Linked DNA regions of Homo sapiens: region 1 is linked to region 2. Evidence: chromatin loops called from intact Hi-C (ENCODE). Cell type or tissue: heart right ventricle. All regions are shown on one strand. Each heading gives the region's core, and the rest is flanking DNA. Links, peaks and the distances in the headings are about the cores only.

Region 1 (8,336 bases), core at 95-8,094, 370 kb before region 2:
TTTTCAAGTTATATTCAGTTTGGGTGAATAATATGAGATTTTCATAACACATAATTTTCAAAGCACTTTCATGTTTATTATTTCCACAAACTTTGCCTTCACCAGTCTCATGTAGATAACTATCTTGCTCCATTCAGGCTCAGATTTGAACTATATTAAAGGTAGTCTTTACAATGTATTTAGGTGATTACTGAAAAAATGCTGTGTTCCACCTTATGACTGTCTCATAGTGAACTGCATCAAGCATTCCTTCAGGAAGCCTAAGAATGAGACATCTCCCCAATGGCCTGGTGGATTGTTAAGAAGCTCTGGAGTAGGGAGTTGTTGAACACATCGGCATGCCAGTGTTCTATTACATGGCCTGGGATATTTTTGAGGATAATCTTCTTCCTCCTTCATGGATTTGGATCATGTAAGTGACAGAGAGACCCTGCAGACCATCACAGTCACATATGTGTGGACATTTCACAATGATTGTCATGCCCAGCCTCTGATACTCCAGCTCAGCTGTGCATTTCTCCTTGGTTGTCCTACTTTTCATATCAAATTCAACTTGTCTAAATGAAGCTCATCCTCCTCTGCTGGACCCTTTCCATCTGGCTTTTCCTTTCGAATCTTAAATCTTGGAGGATTCTTTACATCCCCTACCACACCTCCCCACCAACCTAATTAGAAATCTGCTCATTTTCCTGTCCTTTCTTCTAATTGCCTGTGGGCCAGTTCAGGACTTACAAACTCTGAACACACATGTGGTGAATGGTGATAGTCTCCACCTCTCTGGTCACCTCAATGTCAATTTCAATCTTCTGTTCCTTCTGTTTGGCCTCCCATCCTCTGTGGGCATAAACCTCATGCCCTAATTAGACCAATCTGAAAATGCCTGGCAGGTTTCCATTTTCTGTGCGCTTTGCTTATCACCCCTCCTGCTGGTCCCCAGTTAGGAGAATAAATTTCCCTTCTCTCTGTCCTCTCTAAATTTGACTCATCTTTCAAGATCTTGCTCAAATACAGCCTTCTCAAAGATAGGGTTGCTAGATAAAGTACAGAACACTCAGTGACATGTGAATTTCAGATAAACAAATACTTTTTTTTTTTTTTACTATAGGTATTTCTTAAACATTGCATGGGACATGTACTAAGAAAGCATTTGTTGCTTATCTGAAATTGAAATTTAACTAGGCATCTTATATTGTAATTTGCTGTATCTGGCAACTCTTCTCCATGAAGTACTCTTTGACTACTCTGTCCTTCACAGAGCTTGGTTTTCGTCTCAGTGCAGGGCCTGCAGCACTTACAACCTTGAATCTTTTTACAAGAAAGTAGAGTGTAACTAGAAAATTAAAAATGAGCACTGGAGCCAGGTGCAGTGGCTCATGTCTATAATCCCAGCACTTTGGGAGGCTGAGGTGGGAGGATCTCTTGACTCCAGGAGTTTGAGACCAGCTTGGGCAACATAGGGAGAACCTGTCTCTACAAAAAATAAAAATTCAGCCAAGCATGGTATGTATGCCTGTGGTTTCAACTACTTGGGAGGTTGAGATGGGAAGATCACCTGAGCCCAGGAGGTTGAGGTTGCAGTGTGACATGATCACACCACTGCACTCCAGCCTGGGCGACAGAGTGCGATCCTGTCTCAAAATAAATAAATAAATAAATAAATAAATAAATAAATAAAGCACTGTTTTTATTCTTTAATTCAGATGTTACTGAAAATCTACTATGTTCCAGGAAGGGTGTAAGGCAGTATGGACACAAGGATAAAGCATGGTCTTTGTTCTCAAGAATCACCTAGTGCAGCAGGCCCCACCAGCACACAATTATGTAGTAGCATATTGGTAGCCACTGGTGTTCACTATGCTTGCATAAGCTTGAACTTGAAGGATGACTAGATGTGGGGGAGCCAGGACGAAGGTCATTTTGGGCTGAGAGAGAAATATGTGCAAAGGCCCGGATGAGGGAGAAATTATGGAATGACCAGGAATTTGAAAGAAATTCATTGTCACTTGAGGGGGAGTGTGAGTCGTATAAGATAACGCAGTGGTATGTCTGCAGGTATGCTTGTTAAACATTTACCAGCATATCCCTGAAGATGAGGTTTGGAAGGTGGACAAAAAACCAGATCATGAAGATGTTGCATGTCATGCTCAGGAGGCTGAGTTTTATCCTGAAAGCCATGGAGAGCTATTGGACCATTTAGGGTAGAGGCACGCTCAGATTTAGGTTTAGAAAGATAACTCAGAGAATGGACAAGATTGGCATCAGGGAGACAAACTGACAGGCAGCTGCGGTGGTCAGGCCAGAGCTATTGAGGGTGGTGGCATTGGGGTGGAGGCAAAACATTCAAGAGATGCTAAGGGTGTATCATCAACAGGGCCCAGTGGCCAAGTTGGATATGCATGGTGATAAAGGGGGAGACCTGGTCTTTTCTGGCTTGGGCAACTGTGGGGATAGCAGACACATGCCTCAAGTTAGAGGATATGGAAAGATAAGCAGGCTATGGGCATGAGGATTATGAGGAGCTCTGTCTAAACTTGTTTTATCTCATATTTGGCATTTACTATATTTTTTGTTGTATTTTGTTACTCATCCTTTTAGGTGGACTCTGATCCTTCTGAGGTCCTGGATCAGATTAACCAACGTGGGTATGCCCCGCACCTTTCACTCATTACCACCCCTCAAAAGGTCACTTTGCCAAACATGAGTACATGGCCCCCACGCTAAGCCTGTGAGCAGCTGCAAGCCATATCATCTGCACAGTTGAGCACGGCAGGAACTTTGAACCAGGACCCAATTTCACCCTGAGGATGTGCTTCTCCTCTGAGGGGAGCAAAGCCCCTGGCTTGACCTGGCTCCCTTCTGGGAGGGAGGACCACGTCTCAATTTGACAGCAGGAGGCTGTAGGTCAGTGGGGTGATGACCTGGCCCTGGGAGACCTGCTCTTTCTCTCAGCAGAACCCCATAAATCCTTCAAAAGGAAGTAAGTAATTCCCTCGGGATCAAGAGAGCCCTCCGCATTCTTGAAATAAATGAAGGCAAAATGTACAGGGATTTCTGAGAAAAGTAAATGTGGTGTGAGCATGATCCCTGGGTGTTACTATGCACAGAAAAGGCTTTTTTTTTTTTTTTTTCCCCTCTCCTGAATGGTGTTCTTTGCTCTCAAGTGAACTCATGCACTGGATTTGGTCCAAGTACATTTTGTTTCTTGATTTCCAGCCAGGCTTCTCTCAGTTGTGATGCATTCTCTTCTTTGCTTCCCTCCTTCCCCAGTCCTGTTCTCTCTTTTTATAATGCTTTCAACTTTTCCATGTGACTGAACCAACACAGAGGAAAACCCACCAGCTTAGGTAGGGCTTCCACAAGAGTGGGGCCAGAGGGACTTCTTTGTGAACGGCCAGCCCCTCACGCAGCCCCGGCCTGCACGGCGAGGTTTGTCTGAGGCAGCTGAAGCAGAAAGCATTTGAACTCTGCCCTCTACCAAATGATTTCCAGATGTGTAAACCCCAGCCTCCCGCTGCACTCTGACTGTAGCCCTGCCAACGTACATCTGCAGATTCCTAGTGCACAGGAAACTTGAAAGAGTATCTTTACAACATCTGCTGTCTTTTCCCAGCTCTCCCTCTCTGCCTTCTCGGACTTTGCCCCGTATTTTATATCCTCTCTTCAACAAATCCATTAGAGAACTGCTGCACAGCCCTTCTTGGCTCACAGATGCCAGCTGTCTGTTTCACCCCAGAGCCTGTTCTTGGCTCTCTCAAGCACCACTAGAATCATTGACCGAAGCACCACTAGAATCATTAAAGAAGCTTATTGGGCTCATGGAGGGGAAAAAAAGGACCAAGTTTTCTCCATTGGATTGGTGCCAGTCTACAAGCTGCAAAGGGAGATTTAGCCATAAGGAGGTCAGAGCAGAGCCCTAAAGATGGAAACACGAGTTTGCATGGAGAGTTTGCCTGCTATACCTGAGAGAAGGTGAGGTCTGCTTATAGGGGGAACTTTTTTCCATGGACATTCAGTTTCTTGGAACAAACAAGGCAGGCTTCTGTAAAATGGGAAGTATTGATGTACAGAATGAGTTCCTTGCCTTCCCCTTCCCTAGGGCATGCTACCCATCAAGCTAAGAGGCCAGAAGAAGATCTTTTTATAATGTAACTCAAAGGAGGGGAGAAAAGAGCCAGAGACCCTTTTAGCATAATGGAGCAGATGATTTTTACTAAGGCGTGCACTCTCACCAGGGAAATGGCTTGATTGCTGTGTAAATAGATGCTTGACCTTCATCCTGCCATTCATCCATATGGACCCTAAACGCTCTCCAGCTCTATCCTAGGGGACATGGAATGGAGGCAAGTGTCAAAATCTTGGCAAGGAAAAGAGGGTGCACTATAGAAGGGAGCAGAGAATTGAATGGGCCTATGAGCTCAGGAGCCTTGGGGAGGAACAGTTATAGGTGAGAGGCCCCCACCTACATGGGACCTATGCCCTAAGCATGCAGGCCTACCTGGGAGGCAGTGAGCTAGCTGGGTTAGGGAAAACTGTTCCTTATTGCCACCCATGGTGGGTCTAGTGTGGCTTAAGAGGTGATTTTCTGGTCCCTGGTAAGACCGTCTCACCCTCTTATCTGCAGGACATAATAGTAAGTGGGTGACATTTATATTTTCGGCTTCAATAGTCCCAAACACTTTAGACAGACTGAGGCTCTCAGATGAAGCCCTATGACTTGGCTGACTTGCTGCCACAGTAGCCTCCCTATTTACAAAAACAAAATCCACCAAAACACATTGGCCTTGTACTTCAAGCAGGAAATATAAGAAAAACAAGGGGAAGAGATAAAGCAGGTTTTGGAATTCCTTTCCTTCACCCATATCTTTCCTTACAGGTTTTCCAAAGACATTGGAACACCCCTGTAGCCATAGTAGCTCTTTTTTAAAGAGGAGAGGAATCTGTAGATTCTTTCACATGAGGGTGGGTGAGTAAAAGTTAAGCAAACAATTCCCTTGTGCATGATTATTTAGCTTATGGTGAACCTATGGTTAACTGTGGAGCTCTGATACTCTGGCAACCTCCTAAGGGTAGAATGCAAACTCCATTTCTAGGCAGCATTGCTGATGATAAAAATGACCCCGATTGGTAGATTGCATCTGGACTGGGAGGAACCATAAACAAATCATAATATCTGCCAGGGACGCGATGCTTTGTGCTTCCCTGAAAGTGGTTACGTTTTTAAGGTGCATCTTGGGGCAATAAAAGCAATGTCTAGGGAGTTGTCTCAGGAGATATTGGCTCCTTTGAAGAGTGAGCTTTTTAATCAGGTTAGCCCTCACATCTGCCCAATGTGGAACTCATCCCTCATACCTGAACTGCCTCTGGGTGGAAGAAAATGCTGGATGGCTGTGAGTTGAGAGGATTTGAAATGGAACACAAAGTGTATTTGATACTCCTAAGCCCAGGGTCAGACAGATTCTAAGCTAGTCCTGGGTGATGATCTCTACCTCCTAGTATTGTATAATCCTTCCCCTCGAGTAACTTGCTTCTAACAGATAGAATATGCAATATTGAAGGTGTTACTTCTGTTACTAGGTTACAAAAATTGTGATTTCTGTCTTGTTAGCAAATTCTTTCTCTTATTGGCTTTGATGAAGTAAGTTGATATGTTAGAGAGGCCTACATGGCAAAGAACTGAGGACACCGTATCGTTCACAGTTAGCAAGCAACCAGAGTCTTCATTCCAGAGCCTTTGAGGAACAAAATCCTGCCAAAAACCACATAAGTGAGTTTGGAAGCAAATCTTCCTTTAGTCAAACCTTCAGATGAGATCTCAGCCCTATCTGACACCTTGGTTGCAGTCTTGTGAGAGTCTAAAAGTAGAAGTCTAGCTAAGCTCTCCCTGCATTCTTGACTCTCAGGAACTGTGAGATAAAATATATATATATATTATATATATTATTTTAAGGTGATAAATTTTAGGGTAGTTTGTTACTAGGATGACCAACAGTGTTGGTTTGCCTAAGACTAACTCAAGACTGTCCCAGTTCTGGCACTGATAATCCTGAGTTCCAGTAAATCCCTCAGCCTTGGACAAACTGGAACAATTGTTACTCTATTTGTGATAGACAATTAGTACATATATGCATATGTTATTTCTCACTTAAGCAAGTGTATCTTCAAGATAGACTCCTAGAAGTGGGTTTTTGGGGTCTAAACAGTAAAGTCACCTAGAATTTTATGTTTCTAAATTCCCCTTCATAAGGTTTGTACCATTTTGTACTCCCATCTGCAAGATGAAAATGCTTGTTTCTCCATGGTCTGCTGTTTTCATTACCAGTTTATTTGATAATTAAAGCAATTTAATCTTTTATTATCTAAGTGTAAGCTGATTCATAGTCTCTTAGAATAAAGAAATACATTTAAACATTAATTAACACTTGTAGAATTGAACTGCATGATTTATACTTTATTTCGATGAACGCATTTCACTGAATATACTGAGAAACAAATTTAACTGAATGTAGTCAGACTGTCATTGTGTGTGTGTGCATGTGAGTGTCTCCTCCACCTCCTTCCCCCGTAACTTGGTCTCATATAACTGATTGGTCTTTCAATTTCATAATCATTCTGTTACTCTATCATGAGTATAATTAGCTCAAATGCCATGTTTACCTTCAGTAGTGGATTAGGACACCAAAAGAACATGTGATGTGGTAGAAGAAAAGGTAGTGGTTTGCGTGGACCCTTTTGTGATTGCTAGCAGAGTTGCAAGTTCAAATGTCTATATCGTCAGGCAGATAACTCAAGGAAACGAGCATGGGTAGGTTGGGAAGCCAGTGATCTGTATAGCATATGCCCTGTCTAAGCAATCAATTGCAGCCATCCTGTGGCCAGGGAGAGATGCAGCCCAGTTTGCTATTGCAGTTTTTCAAGATAAACTGGGATTAGAGTTTTAGGAAATCTTCAATTGTGACTCCTTACAGCAGAAAAAGAAGAACACAAGATTCAGCAAAAACCATATCTATAGGCCGGCACTGATCTGCAGGCTGCCAGTCTGGAGATGTGGAAATGTGGAAAAGAGAAAAATAAATCAGCGTTTACTGAGCACCTGTGGGCCATTGTTTCTCACCTAATGCTGGGATACATGCATTATTAACCTAATTTTCTGATCAGGACACTGACGCTCACAGAAGTTAAATAACTGGTCTAAGATAATCTAGCAAACCAGTGGCAGATCCGTGGCCAAGTCTTTAGATCCCTAAGTCTCTATTCTTTTCACTCTACCAAGCCATGGTTGGCACCCTCTCTGGTGTAAGTGATCTTTCAGTTTTCTTTAGAAAGCATGTTCCAGAGCTGAAATAAAAAAGCAATATCCCCGTTCCTCTTAACTTTGTTATCCAGTGGCATAAACCACACAGATACACTTGCGTTTGCAATTGTTTGGGAAGTGTTCTTGGGTGGTTCCCTGGGCAACACTCCATGGAGTGTCATCCTCGGTGTGTGTACAGTGGCTTGTTTTCAGCTGGAAGGGCAAGGAACAAAAATCTTTCAGTTTTTATTTCCCCTGTACTGGTTTGAACCCCCTTCTAAGAACCATTATGGGGATGAAGGAAATGCAAACACAGGTATAATTAGATTCTAAGCCCAGCATAGATGAGTGGTTCTGCCTTAGGCCCTGTGCCTGGCAGGGCTTGCGATTTTGTTTATTAGCCTCCTGTTTATAGTCCCGGCATTCCCCAGATTACTTCCCCGTCAGTCTGGGAGGTGGTATGAGTGGAGGATTTGTGAAATGGTGTGAACGGGGCTCTTGTAAACAGAAATGATGATGCTGAGAAGGTTCAGATCCAATGGCAATCAGTTATACTAGCTGCTGGTCCTCTTTGCATTTTATAACCTAATGAGGTTCTTTTATTATTTTTATCATTTCTTTCAGTTATTCTTTCATAAATCTGCTTTTGAGCTCTTCAATCAGCAATTCTCCCTATTCTTCCCACTCATCTGGGGCCTCATTTTTTTTTTTAAGGTTTTGGAACTTGTACCTTTATCCCTGTTTTGTAGATTTAATTATGTTTGCAATGATTTGGAGAAAATTGTCTGCATTCTTTATAGTCCAAATAAGTCAGCCTCTACAAAATGCATAGTTATGTAGTTTAGTGGGATGTGTTCTGATGTTCTTTGAGTGCATTGAGTATTAATATAAGAGGATGGGCGAAGTTAGTAATTTGGCTGCTAAAGTAACTTTTTCCTGGTTTGCAGCAAGTAACAGAGCTGGGTACTCTTTTCATGCAGTTCTGGAGACACGGAGAAGTGTGACTTGTAACTTACATGATTGTCTTCATTTTCTGTTTAACTGA
Region 2 (8,336 bases), core at 157-8,156:
TGCTGTGCGGAGGCAGCCTGAAAGCACACCTCCAGGGGACCAAATTAATCCTTTGTACCGTAACTGCAAGCCACAACAAAGTCCCCCACTACATAAAAGAATACAGCAAAATCCAACACCCAACTACCAAAAATGCATGCTCTCCAGAATCTAATAAGAAATTATCAGGTCTGCAAAGAATTGTAAAATATAATCCATAAACAGGAAAAAGAAACCAACTGGTAGAGTTGAATTATGATAAAAAATAAAATGGAAAAAATGAAATAGAACGTATAAACCCCCATTTCTTTTAATTATTAGATTTAATGGACATTAAAAAATTACATTGCTGAAATCCCTATAAAATTTCTAATGACCTACTCCCAAGTTTTGTAATACTTACTGCTCTGTGAACTGGTAACAATTCACACACTGTCACCAGGTCTCTGGACCACACTGTGTGTCCCTGTTTAGGCCAACTTTTTTTTTTTTTTTTTGAGACAGAGTCTCGCTCTGTCGCCCAGGCTAGAGTGCAGTGGCGGGATCTCGGCTCACTGCAAGCTCCGCCTCCCGGGTTCACGCCATTCTCCTGCCTCAGCCTCCCAAGTAGCTGGGACTACAGGCGCCCGCCACTACGCCCGGCTAATTTTTTGTATTTTTAGTAGAGACGGGGTTTCACCGTTTTAGCCGGGATGGTCTCGATCTCCTGACCTCGTGATCCGCCCGCCTCGGCCTCCCAAAGTGCTGGGATTACAGGCGTGAGCCACCGCGCCCGGCCTAGGCCAACATTTTTTTACCCCTAGCAGATTGACTTGAATATGCAGTTAGGGCAAAAAAAAAAAAATCATGTTTGAATATGTTTATATAAGAGTGTCGTAACCTTAAGTGAATTACTCTTCCTCCAGGGAGTCCAGACTAAGAGGCTCCCATCTCAGTGGTTTTCCAGCACCATTCTAGATCCCAGGGGAACACATGAGGTAAAGGCTCGAGGTTGTAGAGTGAAGTATGTCAGAGAAATTTATGAGAGGCCTAATTAGCACAGTCATTGTAGATAAGTAGAAACACCAGTTTTAAGTTAAATGCTTCTGAGCCTAATTATTTCCTCTTTTAGCATGGACTTAGAGGAAACTGCACTAAATCATTCTGGAAATAGATCGCCAGTTCACAGGATGCTGAGAACTAATTATTGAATGCACTGAATCTTGTGCATGTTGTAGCTGCTAAGAGTGAAGACACAGGAGAGCAACCATAGGGCTCTTCACCAGCCACCTCCTCCTCTCAAGCAAATGTCTGTGGACACATTTTTCCAGTAGAGTATGGGTGTTTGATGTCCTATTAATTGACAGCAGTTTCCCCTTTCAGTCCTCAAGATCACTGCTTAGCCTGCCTAGGTTCAAAACTCTTGTTTGTGAGCTGGGAGGAAAAAGAGAAAAAAGATAAAATAAATGTGAATAAAATAGAAATAAGCAAATGTCATTGATTACATTTCATTTGTTACTTTCATTTTGGAACCCATTGCAACCCACCTATCATGTCTTTTGTTTCTCATCTATAAAAAAGATACAATGATAATAGTACCTACCACATGACGTATAATTGAATTCACATGTGGAAATATATTGGCACATGTAGAGTGTTCAATACATATTAACTCCCTATAACTAGAGCTATACATCCATATGTGTTTACTTCTTTCCTTCATTCTAATCCACTCAAGAACCATATAGTATCTGGGTGATCAATTTTAAAAAATTATGCAATTCATCTTTTTAAATTAAAAGCACTGGTATGATTTTATAAAATGTAGCACTGTTTAATTTAAGATAGGGAGTTTTCATTAGTTTCTGTGATAAAAGCACGTCTCACCAAGGGCAAGGAGTTGAGTCCTGAGGTGTGGGTGGTATGATCGATCTTTGAGGGCCAGCTGCCCGACATGTACTTCATCATCCTCGCAAAGGTTCATCATCTCCTTTTGTTTTTCTATAGAATCATTAGTATCCATGTCCTGTGCCTGGGTCATTTTGGTTTATTGGTAAGAAAAGCAATCAGATGGCAGAGCACTCAGTGATGCCTGCCCTGACTAGGTGTTGCCACATGAACCTTGCAAAGCCCAGAAGAGTGAGAAAGGTGATGCATTTATAGGCTAGGTCTAAAGCTAAGGATGGTAAATCACCTTTTTATTTATAAATTCCAAGATCATATCCCTTTATCCTGCTATGTAAAATAAAATCTCTTGGTAATTGGTTTAAGGTCCTAGATGATGCTCTGCCAAGACACAAAGAGGATCTCAGGACGTAGGTGTTCATATCTGAAACTCTTTGTGAGCATGTGGCCTGGTCACAGACAACTATAGAAAGTCTGGGGCTGGGTACAGTGGCTCATACCTTGAATGCTAGCACTTTGAGAGGCTGAGGTAGGATGATCGCTTGAGGCCAATAGTCCAAGACCAGGCGAGGCAACATGGACTCCATCTCTACAAAAGTGAAAAAGGAAATAAATTAGCCAGGGTGGTTGTACATGTCTATAGTCCCCTGATATAGTTTGGCTGTGTCCCCACCCAAATCTCATCTTGAATTCCCATGTGTTGTGGGAGGAACCCGGTGGGAGGTAACTGAAACATGGGGGCAAGTCTTTCCCATGCTGTTCTCATGATAGTGAATAAGTCTCACAAGATCTGATGGCTTTAAAATGAGGAGTTCCCCTGCATAAATTCTCTCTCTTTGCCTGCTGCCATCCATGTAAGATGTGACTTGCTCCTCCTTGCCTTCCGCCATGATTGTGAGGCTTCCCCAGCCATGTGGAACTGTAAGTCCAATTAAACTCTTTCTTTTGTAAATTTCTCAGTCTCGGATGTGTCTTTATCAGCACCATGAAAATGGATTAATACATCCCTAGTTGCTTGGGAAGCTGAGAAAGGAAGATTGCTTGAGCCCAGGAGGTTGAGGCTGCAGTGAGCTGTGAGCATACCACTACATTCCAGCCTGGGTAACAGAGTGAGACCATGTCTCTTAAAAATATTAAAAATGCATACATACATAAGTAAAATCTGAAGATAGCACCTTTTCTTCTAATAGTGGGTTGCTGAGTTTCTTTATAGATTTCAGTGACTGCTCCCTATATGAATGTGGAAACTTCTCATAAGATGGCAAGTGTGTTCCTAGGGATGAATAATTACTTTGGTAGCAGTAAATAAAATTATTTTGAAATGGATCGAAGGTCTCGTCTATAGAGAAAGAACTCTTTTAGTTATCCTTATGCTTGGCTACATTGGTTTTCTGAAATGAGAATGTAATATTCCCGAGAGATTGAGTGTTCATACTGAATTATTTTCATCTAAAAATAATCATTTACAGAGGTAGAGGTGAGCTTTTGTGCTAAACTAGAAGTGGCAAAAACTTAGGTAATAAGGAATTTATTTTTTATTTTTCTGCTTTCTAACTTTCCTCCTTGACATTCTCTAAATTACTACTTTTGACCACTTTTTAAAAAATTTACATGTCCTCTCATGACACAGTCTGCCAATCTCTTGGCTGTGTGACAGAGACAGCCAATTCTCTCTCTACAGCTTTAAGACTTCTTGTTATATGTAATAATAAATCTCTATCATCTAAGCCATCTTGATTCGGTGTTCTGTTCCTTGCATCTGAAAGCACCTTGATTCTTTTTCCTCTAAACGATAATGGGAGAATGAACCATTCTAAAGCGAAGTCATAATCATGTTACTCCCATGCACAGAAATCTTAGTAGTTCCCTACTCCCAACCAAAAAACAAAACCCCACATTTATAATGTAGTATTTAAGGCTTTCCTAAATTTTGTCCCAATCTACCTTTCCAAGCTTATTTCCCATATGCTTAGTTTACCTGGTCCCTTCCATGGGTTACAACACTTTAAGAGCTGCAGTGAGGGAGAGAGGAGAGGGATGCAGTTGGGCCTGACCCTGGACCAAAGCATCCCTTGCCCCTCCTCTCCTCTTCTAGTTTCCACCCTGCCTCCAAAAAATGAATGTGGAACTAGCTGGTATCTGTTTGATTTTGACCTAAAAATCATTTCTGTTTGAGAGGCAGAAATCATTGTTAGTAAATTCTTCTGTGTCTCAATGCAGAAAAAAAGAACAAATTTGAGTGTCCTGAAAGATGAAGGTTGCCTTTGAGAACACGGTTCCTAGATTCCTCAGCTCCAGGATAAGCACTACCATGGGGTAGCCCTGGTCATATCATGTGTGCTAGAGAGGAGAGATTTTTCTTTGGCAGCAGGAGGTATATCCAGAGAATGCTGAAGCTCCTAGACTAAATTCTGCAGCAGAGATCAACAAAGAAGAACAAGGCATACTGTTGACCAGTGTAAAGGCATGCAGCCAGCAAGCACTGAACCACTGCCACCGCCTCAGCTGCTCAGTCTGAGAACAACCCTGAAAGCCTGCCCCTGTGTGTGATGCAAGCTCAGGAGCTCTGTCAGTGTATTCCAGTCACATTAAAGTGAAGGGCTCTCCATCAAGAAAGACAGTGAAAGCCCTAAATCAAAGTCAAAGGGGATGGGTTCTGCCCTTACAGCAATGTTCCTATCAGGAAAGCCTCACCTGGTTTCCAAATTTTCCAGTCAGGCTGAACATGGGAGCTTGTCAATCAGTCCTAGACACCTCTGGGACAGTGACACCGAGAGTAGAAGCCACACCCCTAAAGCACTCCTTAACCCAGGTGGGAGCATGGGTCTGAAGACAGAGACTGGAAATGATGCCAAGGGAGGCATTCCCATCTACTCCTTTGATCTAAGAGGTCCTGAGACTAAAGAATGTAATTCTGCTGACCACATAAAGTTCCAGGATTCCCAGCACACAACACACTTGATGATACCCTCAAATTCTGTGGCCCACAGCTCTTCCATACCTTCCCATAGCCAGACTATTGCTCAGAGTCCACACCTTCTTGGAAGACATCAGCCCAAGTGGTGCATGTGCGTTCAAGCTGCAGAAGCTGTATTGAAAGGTCAGGTTGAAACTGACGCCTCTTTCCAAATCCAGAAAATTCCTAGCAGCAAGATAGAGAGAAGCAAAACCCTGAACACACAGATATCTGCCTTTGGAATGATCCAAAACTTTTCCCACAACAGCCCCCAGCTCCAGCCAACCAGGGCCATATGTGCCTTTCTAGACTTTCAGGAATGTTAGGCTCTGAAATGTAAGGGCAAAATGTCTCCAACCCTGCACCCAGTCCAAGTCTTTCTGGAGTCAGTTGGCCAGACAATGTGCCAAAAATTCCAGATGATGGAAACTTCTCTCTTGGCAAAGAGGTCTTCGGTGTTCTTGGGGTACACTCCCCAAATCCCCAAAGATTGTTTTCAGAGATGTTTTAATAGCAGCTGGCAGAGAAACAGTGAGATCTTCCCCTTGGGATAGCACAGCTGACCTAAGGCCCAGCATAGAGATGACTAGGATGATCCCAGGCTCTCTGTGAATATTCCCATTTTCCCTTGACCAGTTGAGAGACCTCTCAGTCCTACCAGGGAAGACTTTTCCAAAGCACTGTCTCACAGATGGGCTCCAGTTGGGAATTTGAGTTTGGGATGGTTCTTCATGTCATGAAATAAAATGTCCATCTAAATATCAAACGTGGGATCTAACTCTCAGATGATACCTCAAAAGATGAGAGGCTGGGTGTGCCCTGGGGAGATGGTGAATTACAGTCAGGTAGCTCAGCTGTGCTGCCTGCTCAGCAGAAGACAGCACCCCTGCCATGTGGTGAGCACCCTCAGCAGGAAGATGACATGGGCTTCAGGTCATTCTTTCCCATATCTTAGGGTCCAAACTGCAACAGGGTTTGGCAGAATCTTAGTGAACCAATCAGACCCAACAGAAGGACTAACAGCCAGCTCAGTCATAGCCACCACTACCTTTCAACCCTTCCAGAAACCCCATTAGCCTCAACACAGCTTCTGCAGTTTGACATGGCCTGAGGCAGGGGCCCTTGAATAAATCTGGGGCATGCAGCCAGGTGTGTTCTCTTGATGTGAACTCTCTGAAATCTCCCACTCTACACAGTCCAGTCCAGTCCACAATATGGGACTTGCCCTCGGGAAACCTCAAGTTTCCCCAGGTTCCATCATACCTGGTGGGCCTAATGGCAAATCCTGATGCTGTTGCTTCCATTAAACTGCACCATCTTGAAGTGAGCAGGTTTGGGAAAGGATAGGCTCTGGAGGCAAGTTGTACTAGACAGAAGACTTCTGCAGATTATTTGATGATTGATATTTTTTTGAATATGCATTTTGATATGTTGAGTGTCCAACTTTGCAATGTCCAGTTCTATCAGATTATATCATGATACCATCAAGCTAGTGGTTAACTCAAATGAAAACGCTCCTCCAACTCCCTCACCCAACTTATCATTAATTAAAAACATGCCAGGAATTGGCATTAATAATACATAAAATCTGCAAATTTTAGATCCAGACTCTATGATTCCAATGACAACCCTCCAGCTCAGTGGGAATAACCTAGCCACTTCTCACTCCAACTTGACACCCTTCCTGAATGCCACGGAACCCAGCATACTTCCCCATAGTGCTCCAATGGGGCCTGCTTTGATGTCACACAATCCTATGATAAGTCACGAGTCCTAGGAGCCTTGGCTGGTATCACAATCCTATGATGGGTCATGAGTCCCAGGAGCCTTGGTTGGCATCTCAAGGACAGAAGAATTTCTCTAGGTGTTTGTAAGCCAGGAGGCCCAGAGTGTCTGACTCCTTTGCTATGCTGGGGAATAGCATGACTTCAGGGTTTGTGGACCCAGATCTGCAGCAATCCATATGTGAGTTTGATCTGTCTTCCGTGATTCCATCACAGATGTCCAACCAGACAGTGAACTATTTCCCTCAAGGGAAAATCTCAGGCCATAAACAATGCCAGGGTTTTTGCAGATGGAGGAGGTGACAGGCAGATAAGTTCCACGGTGGCACTGGCATTGCTTGGTCTAGGGTCAGCACAAGCTCTGAGCATCCTTTGGGTACAAGTGTATCCTTTCCAGACTTTGTCAATGACATTGCTGGCCTTTCTCAAGCAATAACACCAAAAAAAGAAAAATAAATGCAAAAAAAAAAAAAAAAAAAAAAGGAACTAAGTTTAGCATAGATAGGGATGGAAAAGAAATCTTTCGTTTTAAAAAATAGTGAAGTGTAGGACATTGTTTTTGTGTTCAAATGCTCTTCGGCACTGTCTCTCCATGTGTATACAAATTCACCTTCGTGTTTCTCGTGTTGTCTCTCATCCTTCCCCATCTCTGTTAAGTGTGCTTCACAGACATCGTGCCCGCCTTGCTTCCCTCCTCTGTTTTTCCCTTGGGCGCCGATCTACAAGGTGTTCCTCTGGGTGATTAATGGAGACAGGCCTCCACTTCCATGCTGAGCATCTTCGTGGTTTTGAGGGAGAGAGAGAGGTCAGCCACTGGGCTGCTCTATGGCTTTTCTTTCCCTGCTTTGTCTTCTCCTTCACTAATATGCCCTTCCCAGCACCCCGCCCCACCCCCCTCCTTGTTTCCTGTCTTCCTTTTACTCAGAATTCCCAGGTGAATTGTATTAATGTGGGAGTGGAACAGATGCTAAAAGTTACCCAGGACTTTTGTTTTTGTTTTCTTGTCTTTTTTTTTTTTTTAAATGTTGTGGTTATTTCCCTTTCTTCCTCCTCCCACACATGCAATGTTAGAGCAACTGCCATTCCATTTGGTACAGAACCACTCCCTGGGGCTGTGATGTCAGAAAAATAGAATATATTATTTATTACAAAATTAAAAACCGGAAAGCTCACTTTAAGGCTGAATCAAAAAATCACTTCCATGAGACACTTCCTGGTCTCCCAGGAAGAACAAATGTCATTTTCTTCGGAACTTGCTGCTGAGATCTAACACTTTCTTCTCTCATGTTCTTATAATACATATATATATATTTTTAATTTCAGCTTTCCTATAAACTGAAACTACATGAGGGTTGGGCCTGAGCCTGATTCAATTTCAGATGTTCCACAGTGCTTTGCCTACAGACATTGTGCACAAAAATTTTCTCTAACCACTTTAAATTATAGCTAAACATGGGGAATGGTGAAAAGGAGCAATTAAAGCAAGCCACAAGTTGGGACATGAAACTCAATTTATGAAATTAGAAAAAAAAATAGACATGAGGAGGACAGAACTTGAGCTATAAATAGATTCAGGGAGACTAAGCAACAGATGGCAGAGGGGTTTGTATGAGATCACAAGTTGCTGAGGGTGAACAGCCAGAGCCCTCCGTAAAGAGAGGGAAGTTTATAAAATTGGCTTCTTAGCACAGTGAGGCAATGTCAGGATTTGCTGTGGCTTGCACTGGCTCAGA

The links. A loop is a pair of places that touch in the nucleus more often than their neighbours do. Peaks named below come from ENCODE experiments on the same cell type or tissue, not always from the same donor. Only the 100,000 strongest peaks of a DNase experiment are listed, where the experiment ranks them.
Region 1: a loop joins it to region 2, with 5 times the contacts of the local background. A loop is called at or near these places in 2 of 110 quality-filtered maps.

The regions. Positions count from the first base shown.
Region 1 is chr5:67,265,197-67,273,532 of GRCh38, forward strand. TILRLS (TCL1A interacting lncRNA, retroperitoneal liposarcoma associated) reads left to right here and starts at 2,826. Exons shown (of 3, transcript NR_186086.1): 1 at 2,826-2,977; 2 at 4,097-4,340; 3 at 4,874-4,986. In heart right ventricle, for the core only: no CTCF peak of the experiment used is centred there; DNase peaks (open chromatin) are centred at 2,875 and 3,315; H3K4me3 peaks cover 930 bases; H3K27ac peaks cover 2,137 bases.
Region 2 is chr5:67,631,944-67,640,279 of GRCh38, forward strand. It overlaps LINC02242 (long intergenic non-protein coding RNA 2242), which reads right to left. Exons shown (of 3, transcript NR_147169.1): 2 at 2,364-2,452; 3 at 323-690. It also overlaps the pseudogene BCL9P1. Among named protein-coding and RNA genes, the nearest start is that of LINC02242, 11 kb to the right of the region's middle. In heart right ventricle, for the core only: no CTCF peak of the experiment used is centred there; DNase peaks (open chromatin) are centred at 4,358 and 7,468; H3K27ac peaks cover 1,989 bases.